3 separate regions of the Mus musculus genome follow, and regions 1 and 3 are each linked to region 2. Evidence: chromatin loops called from intact Hi-C (ENCODE). Cell type or tissue: left cerebral cortex. All regions are shown on one strand.

The links. Hi-C counts contacts between places; a loop is a spot of excess contacts. Peaks named below come from ENCODE experiments on the same cell type or tissue, not always from the same donor. Only the 100,000 strongest peaks of a DNase experiment are listed, where the experiment ranks them.
Region 1: a loop joins it to region 2, with 3 times the contacts of the local background. A loop is called at or near these places in 4 of 42 quality-filtered maps.
Region 3: it touches region 2 in a loop (3-fold over the local background); 3 of 42 quality-filtered maps call a loop at or near these places.

The regions. Positions count from the first base shown.
Region 1 is chr10:119,638,140-119,643,139 of GRCm38, reverse strand. All of the region lies in intron 1 of Grip1 (glutamate receptor interacting protein 1), which reads right to left. Gm40780 (a long non-coding RNA gene) reads right to left here. Exons shown (of 2, transcript XR_872111.2): 2 at 1-5,000. Among named protein-coding and RNA genes, the nearest start is that of Gm40780, 11 kb to the right of the region's middle. In left cerebral cortex, a CTCF peak has its summit at 2,405; a DNase peak (open chromatin) is centred at 2,414.
Region 2 is chr10:119,450,939-119,455,938 of GRCm38, reverse strand. It overlaps Grip1 (glutamate receptor interacting protein 1), which reads right to left and starts at 1,905. Exons shown (of 23, transcript NM_001277292.1): 1 at 1,517-1,905. The coding sequence starts at 1,574. In left cerebral cortex, a CTCF peak has its summit at 2,028 (motif pointing right); DNase peaks (open chromatin) are centred at 1,106, 1,629, 2,100, 2,432 and 3 more places; H3K4me3 peaks cover 2,694 bases; H3K27ac peaks cover 640 bases.
Region 3 is chr10:119,242,239-119,247,238 of GRCm38, reverse strand. No RefSeq gene overlaps it. Among named protein-coding and RNA genes, the nearest start is that of Cand1, 4.7 kb to the right of the region's middle. In left cerebral cortex, a CTCF peak has its summit at 3,044 (motif pointing left); a DNase peak (open chromatin) is centred at 2,996.

The DNA of each region.
Region 1 (5,000 bases), 190 kb before region 2:
ACCCATCCATCCATCCATCCACCCATCCCATCTGCTCATCCATCCATCCAACTACCTATTCATTCGTCTACCCTCTCACCTATTCACCAACTGATCTATCCATCTATCCATCATCTATTCATCATCCATCCATCATCCATCCATCTATCCACATATTCATCCATCCATCCACCTATCCACACATCCCATCCACCTGCCCAACCATCTACCCATCCATTGATCCACCCATTCATCCAACAATCTATCCATCCATCCATCCATCATCGCCACTCACTCACCCATCTAGCCAACCATCCATCCATCCGTGCATCATTGGCTCCTCCTTCTCCTTCTTGTAATCTGAAAGTGGGACAATCGTCTTTTTCTCTAAAAGAGCAAGTATTTAGAAGTGATCTATTTTAGTTTTGATGATGTACACTGTGTGAGTCTGGGATGGGTTGTACACATGAATATAGGAGCCCTGCAGAGGCCAGAAGGATTGGGTGCCTTGGAGCTGGCGTACAGGTATTTGCAAGATGCCCAAATGTCGGTAACTGGGAGCTACACTCGAGTCTTCCGCAAGAGCAGGTCCCTCTTGACAGCTGCATGGGCGTCTTTTAACTGCAGAGCCAACTGCCCAGGTCCCACAGAAAGCAAAGTATTCCACGTCTTCCAATCGCCCTTCTGCGTTCCTGGATGTTCATCCACCACCAGCAAATTTCCTACTTATTATTTCCTCCGCCCCATCTTTCCTGTGTCTCTAAATTAAATCCTTTTAGAAAAAAAATACTGGATTCTCCTTTTTGTCGAGGAAGGACACTTAAATAGATTGCATGACTTGTTCTGAGGGGTCTGTGCAAAGCAGCAGGAGAACAAGGGACTGAATGTCCATTTGTCAAGGCTCTCTGGACCACTCCCGGGCCTGGGCTTTCAGGAGTCTGTCCAACTTGGTTGCTTTTTCCGCCAGCATTTGGACAAGAGTGAAATACGCAGAACAGCCTGCAAATGTTTATTTTCAAATCTATAAGAAATAAGAGAAACATCTACCCCAAATTATTTTTAAATAGAATGGTAATCATTTCATACTGGGAAAAAAGTAAATGAATAAGAGGTTAAAATTTGTCCTCCTTCAACCCAAACTGGCAACTCTTGGCTGAAATCATTTAATACCAGGGAAGCTGGAAATCTTGACTTAGCATCACTCATGAAATTTGACCCTTAAGATGCCGTCTCTAGTCAAGGGAGGACCATGCAAAGGGAAGAGAAGGGACACATGGGGGGCTTTCACATGAATTCCTGATGTCTGTTTCTTAAGCTGACTACTGCAAACGCAATGCTACTTTATCATTTACATTTTATGCAGATCTATATAACATACACAGAGATGAAATTACTAAGCCAAGCACTTAGGAGATAGACAGTGCTGTTTTAAAAAGGGGTGGTCCTTTTTTGGGGTAGGACGGTTTAGTTAAAATGAAATCCACCAGAAATCCACACACTTGTGTCAAAGAACTCAAAATCTCAGGTCCCATTTAAAACAGAGTTATGGAGTTAAGAGCAAGACTAAGTGATGTCTTGCATGTCACTGAAGCCACCCACACACAAGGTGCTTTAGTGTCTCCAGGACTTTCAGAATGAGGAACACAGGGGGAGCTATCACGTACAACTTGTTACTTACAGAGCTCTCCATAGGCACAGCACCCAGAAGCTGACCCACTTGTCTAACAGTGACCATAGGACCCTGAGGTCTGGCTTAATAATGTGAGGTTCAATGCACAGCTGGAGGCGGGCTCTGCTCCAGGCACACCATCAAAACCCTGTGCCTTGCGGAAGTCTCTTCTAACGGCACACTGCATGCAGATCATTGCGTGCATCTCTTTCCTCCTCTAACTAGATCGCGGTTGCTTAGCAAGGGGCATTTGTTTTCCATATTATATTCCCTGGCGGCCTGGCCTAATGACCTGTACTTAGGAGCTAGTCAATACCGCTTGAATTTCATCAACCTCTGACCGTACAAGCAAGCAGCACTTCTGGGCAGAAAGACGACAAAGAAAAAGGGGTAGGGCAGAATCCAGAGTGGCAGGTGTCTTTCACTGGAGATGCTTACACATGGATAAAATACAGATGAGCATTTGTACCGATACAACGTGGGGTCATAAAGAAGGTGATTATGTGCAGGGTTTTCTGGAGCTACAGCTTTAAACTCTCAAGTTTTGGCTGGCAGGGCTTGTAAACAAAGAGTGAAGAGTGCCATTTTCTAGTTGCACCAAATTCGGATTCTGCAAATGTGTCTAATCACAGACATGCTTCACAAGAGAGCATCCAGAGACACTGGCAAAGTATCGCTCTCCACCGGTCCACGTGTGCCAGCTACAGTTCCTTTGTGGGTGAAGACCACACAGTGCACTGCAGAAAGGACAGCAACATTTGTGACTTCCACCCACTAGATGCCAGCAGAACCCGCATGATCATCTCTCCAGACCAAATGTCCCCCTTGGGGCGAGATCCTCTGATTTGGGGCCCAGAGCTTTCGAGGAATCTTCACTCTCTCCTGCTGGAGAGCAAACCTGATAAGCGTAAAGCCGAACTAAACATTCCAGGGGAGAATTAGAACAAATATGCACGTATTTGCCAAATTCCCAAATGAAGGGTGGAAAAGGGCATTTTTTTAAAGAAATCATACAGGGATTGATGGACACAGGCAAACCTGTTCATTTGATTTCATCTCAGGCTGCAAATCAAGGGTAGGGAAAAGAAAAAGTTGAAGAAATATTTGACAAAGTCATGCACAGACAGACCTCCCTCCCTTAAACATTTTTTTAAATCTCTTTGAGGGGAAAGATGCCCTTACTACAGAATATTTAGCTTGATATACTATAAGTGTTTAAAATGTGAGCTGACATGAATTGTATTTAGTTCTATGTTTTTAAGTGGCTATTCTGAGTTTTGCCCAATGCATCTAGTCTCCGTGTAGAAAGTATAGCTCTTATGAGGTTGGCTAAACGTAGCCATGGATACGAAAACTAAAGAGATGGAGATGAAGTTCCAATAGGCTAAAGGCAACCTGTATTCCTGGGTAAAAGAGACTCTTGGATGCATGGCCGACAACACAACACAATTCAGAAATAGGGCCAGAATCCACACGGGCACCATCTTTGCAGACCACACTTCAGAAGGAGTCAGCCATGTCCCAAAGGCTGCAGAGTATCCATGCTTGCAGACCTGTTGCCCTGGGGTCTTGTCCCATGAGGCTGAACTGCTGTGCTTTGCTGAGCACCTTAACAGGAGTGCGTGAGAATACGGGATTTGCTCGCAATGCTGCACATTTACTGTTTACAGGCTGTGTGGTCTTGACTATAAACATCACCCTTCTGAGGCTCTTTTTATGTGGAAAATGGACCTCTCAATGGCCATCGTCTCAGCACTGAGGTAAGACTACACAAGACAACAGGTTGGGAAGCTGCTACTAGCCAGACGTGGGTGGCTTTTGCTTCAGCATGGGACCTACAGCATGCACCTCCGAAGGACGAGGCGCTGTGGTAGTTTTCTTATTCGCTTCTGTTTCTTTTCCCAAACAAACAGACCTAGTCGATGCTGTGACAATTTTCTCCACGGTTATCTTTCCTTTCTCTTCCTGAACACATGAGAGCCAGGCATGTCTGATACCCACAGAGACAGAGTGTGGAAGCAGACACCAGGAAATGTAGGAAAGCCTCTATCAACAGTTAAGGAGACCCTGTGTGAGACCACCTTAGTCTGAATTCCTGCACTGCCCCCTTGATGGCTGTGTGGACAGTTTGGGCTTCAGTTTTTTCATTAGTAAGTAAGATAATCACATTATTTGCCTTATATGATTGTTAAAAGTATTTTAAGAATAAAAACTATAACATATGCTAGCACAAAACAAACATTTAGTTCAGGTTGGTGATGTCACCAGCAAAGCTACTGCCACCATTATCGTTCGGGTCAAGAACATATTATGCCAAGAGACTAGTTTTCTCTCAATCACTTCATGCATACCTGTCGTGGTTTTAAGCCACCCAGATCCTTTCAAGTTATTTTAATCCCATCTAGAAAGATAACAGCCTTCTAGCGCAAGATCAATCAGAGCAGAATTCGGAAAACCCCACCTTCCAAACTCCTTTGCAATTGGAAAACAGGCGCCTGGGGTAGGTTTTCCCAGGCAGCCACAGGTGATTGACTCTCTGGTTTGGAAATGAACATCTGACAGGACAAGCTGTGGGAGGAGTCCATCTTGCTGGCACTGGTGTGGGCAGAGGCTTCAAAGGGCCAGGAACAGCTAGGAGAACAGTTTCTACTCAAGGGCAGATCCTGTATCAGGGCAGAAGAACGCTTGCTACTTCAAACCTAGTCTCAAGGGTCTTGAGGAAACAGTTTCCAGGACCCTTCACAATTCAGAAATAGGCCCAGAATCCTTTCTCAATGAACGAGTTTTCTGCTTAACCAGCCAGTATTGGTTTATGTTTCTTCCGCTTGAGTTTAAACTTAGACATTCCAGGAAGTCATAGCATTGCATCTTCTAATACAAGAAATCCAGACACCAACCAGTTACATATATATGCAGTGTGTATGTGGAGAGAAAGAGAGAGAGAGAGAGATGCATAATTATGGTAGTCGCTGTCATCATGTGTATTCTGAATTTGGGATGTTTTTCTCTAATAAATATTGCTCCCACAGAGAATGCCTTTGCTCCAGCATTATCGTGTAGTCGATAATGATGTCTCGTCATTATAATGTCATTTACCCTATCAATGATTCTGCCAGATTAAGTCTCTGGGTTCTATGATTCTTGGCAAAACAGTTCACAATCTCTTTTTTAAAAGCTTGTGTTTGCCTTCAGAACACTGTCACGAATGTAAAGTCCCTTGATCACAGGCTTTTTATGATGCTCATGTATTTCCTCTAGTTTTATGGCTGGGAGACGTTGTTGATAATGGCATGGTGATTTATATCATCCTTACTGAGGGCACAGCTGACTTCGCCAGTGAAAAATCCACCGG
Region 2 (5,000 bases):
AGGCATTGAAGCATTTCTGTAGCAGGGATACCACTGGGCGCGGGGCGGGGGGGGGGGGGTAAATCCATGGTCACACGCCAGAAGTGTACTGCAAATGAATGCACAACTCTAATAAGGAAGTGGTTTTAAAAGGGACAGATTCCCTGAGTCATTAAAAAGGCTATCAACCAAAGACGCGCTGTGCCACCTAGAGAAAAACTGGAAACTGTACATTGGTTTCTTGGCTGTAAGCATTTTTTTCCAAAACCTGAAACTTTTAGCATGACGAGTAACACCAGCCACCGTCCATACCAGCTCCCCCACGCTGCAGAATCAAATTCTTTTGGGGTGGGGGGGGCAGGGGGGAAATAGCGCTGTCCCTTCTACACACCAGATTGGCTTCCTGCTTCCATCACAGCCTACCCACGAAGCACCATTTAACCTCCAGCACCAACTGTTAGTCATGAAGACCCTGCAGCCTGAAAGCCATTCAATTCTCAAGCAGGTTCCTTGAACAAGCCAAAGCAGGCTGTAGTTGAAGCAGCAGGAGTATATAAACCCTGGTGGACCTTGACAGCCAGGGAATCCCTCTGGATGCTGCGCACCCCACAGCCCCATGGGGCCTTGGTAGGAAATTTTGGTGTACTCCGTACATGATATCCAGGTTACGGCCAACCACTGCACAACCCAAACACCGTAAGATGACAACAGAACCAAGCGTTTAGAGTGCAAAAGGCCTTCAACTTTTCCTCTCCGCGAGTCACTTCAAAACAACGTGCCCAGCACACTTGGCAGGCTGAAGCACAAAGGGGCTGCAGAGCCACCTGGCACGGAGAGCCGTGTCTTCCGAAGAAAACAGACAGTAATTATGAAAAGTCCGCAGTCCTGCGGTATTAACTAGAAAGCCGGGACTGCGCTGGGCATAACTCATCTTTTAGGCAGTCACTACCAGCCAGGGGACAGTCAGTCCTCTCTCCCCTCCCCCCTTCCAGCGACCCAAGGCAGCGCCCCCTACCCGCCCCCCACACTCTTCCCCCTTCTACTCCCCCTTTAAGAATCTCCTGCAACTTTGGGTTTGGCAGCACCATCGTAGCCCAGCCAGAGGCGGGGACATCGTCAAGGCGGCCGCGGCAGGAGGAGGAAAGTTTGAAAAGTCACTTAAAGCATTGCAAGATTCTCCCCCACCCCCAGCACCAGGAGAGCCCACCGCACAGAGAGGAGCCGGGGCTCCACGTGCGCAGCGGGCCCAGGAGAAGCTGGAGTTCCCTCTAGGTCCTCGGTAAGAAAAAACAGAATCTTTCCCCGGGCGAAAAGTTGCTTGCCGCAGCACTGTTCCCTTGCCCCCTCGGCTTTTCCCCCCTCCAGATCCCCAAACCCCCTCTCGGATTTCGCAAGGTGCCACCTGGCCTGGAGCGCGGTCCCCGGAGGGCACGGCGCCCCTCCCTTGCCGGCCGGAGGACAGGTCTCGGGGAGCTGGGGGACAGGGAGGCACCGAGGGCGCCCGGCCCGGCCCCCCAGGCTCGACCGCCAGGCTCACCTCTCTCCTGCTCCTCCGCTTGTAAGCAGATGGGGATGTTCTTCTTCCAGCCCGGCATGGTGTCTGCTCCCTGAGCTTGCTCCGGGGCGTACTCGCTGGCTCGCTCACTCGCTGGTCGCCGGCTCTGGGGCTCGCCGCGCCTCCTGGCTCACGCCCTCCGGCCGGTAGCAACACGCCCGAGGCTGCTCAGCGGGGCTGGGGCGCCGAGGCGACTCCCCGATACATTGAGGCGACGCCGCGCGCCCCGCTGCTCGCCTCCAAGTCTCCCGAGCTCCCCGGGGGTGGCGGTGGCGGTGGCTGTGGCGGTCGGGCCGCGCGGTAACCGGGCAGAGCTGGGGGGGGGGGGGGGTTCTGCAGCCGCGGTGGCGCGGTGTGGCCGCGAGGCCGGGGGACCGGAGCAGGCCGGTGTAGGACCGCCGAGCCCCCGGAGGTGGGCGCCGGCGGGAGCTCAGGGCTGGCGCCGCCTCGCTCCGCTCCTCCTCCTCCACCTCCTCCTCCTCTTCGTCGTCCTCGCCTTCTCCTTCCTCGTCCCTCCGCCGCCAGCAGGTGGGACTCGGAGCCGCCGCGGCCGCACAAAGCTCCTCGGGGCGGGCGGGACCGAGCTGCGGGCTCCCGGGGCGCCTGTCGCCAGAGCCTCTCCCCCCGAGACGCGCGCGAGGCTGGGCGGGCACGGAGGGGCGCGCGCGCTCACACCCTCGGCGCCCGGATCGCCGGCCTGCGAGGCGCGCCCGGCCCGCCAGGTACGGAGCCTGGCACCCCGCCGCCGCTGCGGAGCCCTCGCCCGCCCCTCCCGGGCCTCCCGCCCCGAGCCCGACCGGCCGCTTAGGCGGCTTTGGCGATGACCTCGATGAAGCAGGGGGCAGTGTCCTTCCCTCTAGTCCCTCCTTCTCGCCGCTCACTCCCCTCCCCAGCCCTGCCCGTCGCCCCCTCCCCCAAGTTGAGACTCGCAGCTCCGGATTCGCTAACTTCGCCCTCAACACAGGGGCAGTGGCAACTTTCGGGATGGTCGGCGCTGGTCCCAGGGGTGGGGACGGTGGGAGCCAGGAGCCCCTTTTGTTTTAAAGGATGCAAGCAGACCTCAGCTGAGTGAATATTTAATAGCTGTCTTCAAGTGTAGGAAGGAATTTTATGATCAGGTTTTATGATTAGTTTCTTCCTCTTGTCATAGGCTCACAGAAAGAAAAAAAAAATCAGTGGAAAATGAATAAAGGTGGGGAGGGGGAGGGGGGACAGAAGCCTTTGTACCAGAGCCTGGAAGGTTCTGCCCAGGCATGTGGGCTCTTCCTTGAGACCTCAGTGCTACTAGGAGAGGGACTTTTGGCAGCTGTCTGTCTTGCATGGAGATGCCATTCATTTCTTCAAGCCTGGGCCTCTGGCTGGAAAATAGCCATGCCTTTCCCTCCCATCTGACGGGTTCTGAAGAGTTTGGAGCCCCAGAGGCTGTATCTACTGGAGTGTGGTTTGGGGGTTTCGCCTCTGCGGTTTCTTTTGGCCTCTGAAGGAACTGTGGTTCCTCTCCCTCAATGGGGACATCAGCTCTTGCCAGCCTTCTGCTCTCTCACTGCCAGAGCAATAGCATAATCACACAGCACCTGAAGATAAGGTCTGTCTTCTCCTGCCATCTCATAAACTGTCTGATCAAGCAGGGATGTTGGCACCTGCCGTTGCCCCTTGTGCGAGTGCTTGGTTGTCACTGCAGAGCTGCCCTGCTGCCAAAAACCAGTGGCTGTCTCTCCTAAGGAAAGAAAGGAAAGGATTCAAGAGCAGAGCTACACAGCACCTGGGAGCTGAAGAGCTAAGTAGAAACTGAGTCACAACATCCCAGGGGTTCTTAGAAATCCCATCTGCGCTGGGCAGTGGTGGCTTGGTGGTGCATGCCTTTAATTCCAGCACTTGGGAGGCAGAGGCAAGTATGTCTCAGAGTTCGAAGCCAGCCTGGTCTTCAGAGCGAGTTCCAGGACAGCCAAAACTATACAGAAAAACTCTTTATTGTCCCCGCCTTGGCCCCCCACCCCCACCCCAGTCCCATCTGAGCAGGCTCCTTTCAGACTCTTTGTAAAATCCAGAAAAACAGATGGCATAACTTTGGTCTTGCCCTAAGTTTGTTTCAAGAATGTGCCTTGATTTTCCGGAAAGATTAAAGGGCATCCAGCAATAGCCAGGCTGGCTACAAGTACAGGCATACACTCAGCTTCCAGCAACACAAAAACCGCTGGAGCATTTGATGTAATATCTACGATGCGGATGATTATTCTAACAGGTGTTATTCTGGGGGGCCTGACTAATAAACCTCTGATATGAACTGGCCCTTACTCATGAGGTTTTACTGCAATCAACGGTATGATTGCCCCACCAAAGTGACAGCCTAGTGATGCCAGAGTTCTAACTTGTACCTACTGATTATATTTTTAACTCTGACAAAATCCCTACTATGTGTTGGACTCTTGGATAAAAGCTAGGGATACTGGAAGATTTTTTATTTATTTTATTTTGGTAGTAATTCAAATTAGCACATCTTAGATACTAGGGTCAGATATTATCTTGTGACTAATACAGCTGCAAAGAACAAACTCTCTAAGTCATAACTTGCCCCACCTCGTGTTATTTGTCTCAAATATGTGTTCACTGATAGCGAACATCTTGCATCACCATATCGTATATGGCCATCAGCAACTAAGTCCCTAGCTGTGTCCCGGATAGTAGCTTTTCTTTTTGTATCTCTAGCTACAAATGTAGCTTTTCTCTTTGTATCTCTAGCTACAAAGGAAATAAACTCACTGATACTCAAGGGTGATAGCATTTGCCCTCAGTGGGCTACCCCTGGTATTCTCTTCATGAAGCCTTCTCATTGTATTATTGCGATCACTTGACAGAAAAATATTAGAAAAATACTACTAGGTAATTTGAATTGAGTCTGATGTAGCCTTATATTCAAAACAATGCATCTGAAAGTCTATTCCAAGAGATTGTAACATTATCTCGAGCTTTATTTTTAAAACAAAAAACTAGATCTCAAGCAGCTAAGCACATTCATTTTTTTTTTCTTTAGTAAATTTGAAAATTAATGTCCTTTAAAGAATGGGCAGTAACAGTTAATCAAAAGGGGGGCCATGAATTTGAAAAGGAGTGGGTGTCTTGGGGTTTCCATTGCTATGAAGAGACACCATGACCAAGGCAACTCTTTAAAGGACAACATTTAATTGAGGATGGCTTAATGGTTCTGAGGTTCAGTCCATCATCATCTAGGCAGGAAGACAAACAGGAGAAGACTGTCTTCCAGGCAGCTCGGAAGAGGGTCTCAAAGAACACCCCGACAGTGACATACTTCCTCCAACAAGGCCACACCTCCTAATAGTGTCACTCTCTGGGCCAAGCATATTCAGACCACCACAGTGGGGAAGGGGGGATATATGAGTTTGGAGGGGGGAAGGGAAGGGAGAAAAGCTGTAATTAAATTAAGCCAAAAAATAAACAAATAAATAAG
Region 3 (5,000 bases), 210 kb after region 2:
TGCTCTTAACCACTGAGCCACTTCTCCAGGCAGAAGAATATATTTTTAAACAACAGGATGGGGCATCATCCACACAGTATCTATGGTTGAAGAAAACCCTCACATGTGCTGGATTCTAGCAGATCTTCTGTGTCCTTGTGTCCAAAGCAATGACAAGCCGGACATGTGTACAGTCTTAATTGTATTTGCCCTAAGCATCCTAGAAGAACTCTCTTAGTAATTCATAACAGGAATGTATGCCGTTTCCTTTATCGCTAATCCTGACATAAAAGTCACACACAACGTTGGAATGATAGGTATTTGAGGGAGCCCCTTAAGGACATAAATAACCTCTGTAGTTTCCACTAATATGCCGCAAATATATTTCCACATCCTCGAGAATAATTCCTTCAGAGAATAGCAATTACATTTGATTTAGAGGACCACTAGAAATTAACCAAGAGCTTCTAGCAGTTGTTTGGTAGAGAATAGATCATAGGAAAAACTAGCTGTTGGGTTGTTTCCCATCCGTTTGAAATAAATCTTGACCGCTAGTCTTAAATACCTTTGCTTCTTTTGACATCTAGGGTGAATTCACTATTGGTGAATGATCCATAACAGGAAGCACTTGTGTCTATTTGAGTGTGAAGCTGTCTGCTCCCGAACACAAATCAAAATTGCCCTTTTCTTCCTCTCTTAACCCATCTGCTTTGGCAATCAGAGAGACATCCTCTTATCTAGGAAATTAATAACTACTTTAATAAATAGAGCTCTCTTTTCTTTAACTCAATTCACAACAAATGTAGGAAATCATGACAACCAAATTTACTTGGTAGAAGATTATGTTTAAAAATATATTTTGGATTAATTTTCTTCCAAGGATCTCCTACCCATCAGAATTCAGCATTCAATTTAGAGAAAAATATCAAGAGAACAATGGTTTCAAAACTGAATGACATGGTGTGTTCTTATTCCTTGAGATGATAAATAGCTACAGCTTTAAACTGTGCTCAAATATGTCCAGCATCTGGCACTGGGTATTCCTTGTTTCTCTCTGGGATTCAGGATACACGTTTGTATATTAAATGTTGTGAAACATCCCATAAATAAAAGTTTTCTAAGTTTTTTAGTAAAAAATAATAATGTGGGGGAGAGGCACTTGTGAGAGTCACATGCACATGAAAGTCAGAGGACAACTTGTAAGTGTGCTTCCACCTTCCACTATGTGTGTCATCTGGAGGGAACTCACCGCCCAACTCCTTTACCCACTGAGCCATCTTGCCAGCCTTTGCCACCGCCAACAGCATAGACTGCAGATAGAAATGCGGTTTCCGTGTTGTTTTTTATGGGACTGGGGAATGAATTCAGGACAAGAGAACAATGTTTTATTAACGTTTTATGAAACGTGCTCACTGCAGGTTACAGTTTGGGAAATGAAACCCAAGGGCAGAAGGGTGGCAAGCCCACAAATGGACTCTTTTCATTGTCTCCTGACATATTAGGGTCGCTTTAGTGAAAAACCTGTGGGCTTCGATTAGACTTCATTTTATCTTACCTGCCTGGTCTCTAGATGGCGAACAGTCAGAGAGCTGGTTGGGAAGATAAGCCAAGGAAATCATTTAGGAGTCAGATAGTAGGTAGATTAATCCAGCCCTAGTACCTTCCTTTCTTTTCTCTTCTTTCCTTTCCTTTCCTTTCCTTTCCTTTCCTTTCCTTTCCTTTCCTTTCCTTTCCTTTCCTTTCCTTTCCTTTCCTTCCTTCCTTCCTTCCTTCCTTCCTTCTCTCTCTCTCTCTCTCTCTTTTTTTCAAGGCTGGGTTTCTCTGTGTAGCCCTGGCTGTCCTGGAACTCACTCTGTAGACCAGGCTGGCCTTGAACTCAGAAATCCGCCTACCTCTGCCTCCCAAATACTGGGACTAAAGGCGTGTGCCACCACTGCCCGGTCCTAGTACCTTTCTTAAAATCATTGGTATCAAATACCAACATTATTATACGTTCACAGTCCACACTTCCTCCACACAAGTGTAAAATGAGGGAATTTCAGTCCCCTTAAAAGTCCCAGGGTTGAAAATATTACAGGTAATGTAACTTAGTATATGTATCTTAGTATATACACACACACATATACATACATACATATATACACACATATATACATACATATATACATACATATAATTTATATAACACATTTATTTAGTAATATATAACAAATATTATTTATATAACAAATATATTTATACACATATAAATATTTATTCATGTATATTATATATAATTTATATAACAAATTTATTTAGTTATATATAACAAATATTTTTATATAATATATTTTATACACACATGCATATATATGCAAGTTTTTGGAGACAGATCTCCTTAGCTGTCCTGGATTCTCTTTGTAGACCAGGCTGGCCTTGAACTCACAGAGATCTGCCTGCCTCTGCCTCCTAAACGCTGGGATTAAAGGTGTGGGCCACCATGCTACATGTATCTTCATATTTTTAACACCAGTCTATAGTCAGGCAGTGTTCCCTCCCACCAGTGCCCCCTATCCTTGGGGCTTTCACAGGGAGAGTGGATGTTCCAGGAAATGGAAGAACAGCTGATGGGCTGGAAGGGCTGGGTCTCTCTTTTCCTATTCACTACATAAACAATAATGATGTCAACTACAGACCAAGGAGGAAATGAAAAGCTCTCCATGAAAGGAAGGTTCCAGAGAGATTTCTGGTCAATCCAGAAGTCACTAAGGGTGGGCGGGGTAGCAGGGGGATGACATTGTGGTTGAAAATGGAGCTAGGAAAAATCAAATAACAAAGAGTGTGTTTGTGTTGGTGGGCGCGACCGCTTCCTTATTCTTCCAGAAGAGAAATACAGAGACATGGCGGGGTGGGGCGAGGCTGACTAGGCAGGGCTCTGCATCCCTTCTATTCGGTGCAGTGAAGACTCATGGATTCCCAGTGGGAGACATGGACGCATCCTTCTAAGTACATCCGGCTTCGATGATCTGAAGTTTCCCATTTAGGAGTGCTGTTGCCACCTGCAGGCCTATAGATGTTTTCAGACAGAGTTCATCACGGGGGAACGGGCAGTGGGGTGATCTCCGAGACAACGTTAAACAGTGCACAGCCACAATGGTAAACAGCGCGCAGCCTGGCGTTTCACAAGGGTCGTGGTGTTGGGTGTTTGCCAGTGACAGCATGAACAGCGGGGATAAAGTTGTGCCATGACCAAAGAATTTTTCGTCTCTCCTTTTGCAGTCGACTCCCAGCCCTACAGGATCTAGAAGCAGAAGGAAATGGTTGTATGAACCACTGGTCTAAACCAGAACCTTGGTTGGTTTGGGGGGCCTATAACAGGATACTACAGACTGGGCAAGTTACAAGCAATAGAAGTCTTGTGGTTCCGGAGGCAGGGATTCCTAAACTGTGGCCTCAGCAGGTGGGAGGGCTTTCTATCATAAAATGGTGGAAGGCCAGCGAGAAGACGTGAGACAGAGAGGGGATGCGAGTGAACTCATCTCTTTAATCAGGATCTCACGTTCATCACAGCTTCAGGCCTGTCTTGACTACAGAGTCAGTGAAGGTTGGTGACTAATGCTCTTGGAAGGTGAAACAACCGCAGGATAACAAAGCTTATAGGTTATATCCCTTGGGATGTCCTCGAAGACAGCACTCACCCTTTCCTCTACCTATGGAATCATGAGTCAAAATAATTTTTTTGTTTGTTTGTTTTGTTTTTCCAGACAGGGTTTCTCTGTGTAGCCCTGGCTGTCCTGGAACTCACTCTGTAGACCAGGCTGGCCTCGAACTCAGAAATCCGCCTGCCTCTGCCTCCCAAGTGCTGGGATTAAAGGCGTGCACCATCACTGCCTGGCACTTTTTTTCTTTTAAATTGTTTATCTCACACATTTTGTCTCAAGATGGAAAGTGAATGCAACTGTTACAAATATGGAATACCTCTTCAACTGAACAGTAAGGAAAAAAATTAATCCCTTTGCCAAAGTAGATTTGGCTGCAATAGGAAGTCAGTCTAGATTAAGCTAAACTCAGAATTTTACTACTAGGCAGAGATCAGAACAGAAGGCTCAAATGGGACTTTGAGGAAAATGCAGTTGAAGATATTGGGACATTTTCCAGCATTAACAATCTGGAGTGCTAACCAGGCAGAGATGGCACACGCCTTTAATCCCAGCACTTGGGAGGCAGAGGCAGGCAGATTTCTGAGTTTGGGGCGCCAACCTGGTCTACAAAGTAAGTTCCAGGACAGCCAGGGCTATACAGAGAAACCCTGTCTCAAAAAAACAAAAAAACAAAAAAACAAAAAAAACAAAAAAAAAAAAAACCAACCCCCCCCCCCAAAAAAAAACAAACCAAAAAACCAAAACCAAAACAAAATAACATGGAGCACCTACACTGTGACAAGGACACAGGAGACAGTGGTGACAGCACAAGGAACAGGACATGCTCATTAAACTTGAACACTCATCTCCATCTTGTATTAAAATTCACATAAAATTCTTACATCTTGGGCTGGTCTTGGACTGTAATCCAGTCCTGGGGAAACAGAGACAGGAGGATTCCTGGCGTTTACTAGCGTCCAATCTAGCTGAATCTATGAACTCCAAATTGTGTAACAGCTTCCTCCGAGATTAAAACGTTCAGTCCTGTAGGAAGCTTGTTAAACAGGAATGTGAACAACTCAAAATACCTTCAGGAAGTTCCTGAAACTGAACAGATTCACTAGCCCACCCCCTTCCCTACCAGAGTAAGCAACAAAAGCAGAAAGTGCCCGCACCCCCCTCCCCCCCCAAACAAAGAAGGAAGATGAGCTGCAAAGAAGATGCCGAGAAGTGGAAGGCTGCAAAAAGATGACTACCTGGAAGAAACTAGCAGGGTGCCAGGAAGAGGTTGGAGCAGAGTCACTTGCAAAGAACACTCTCCATCTGACTGAGCTGCCTGCAGCTGTGCAGTGTGCTCCAGGTTCCCCAGCTTTCATGAGCTGTCGCCCATGCTGGGTGGGC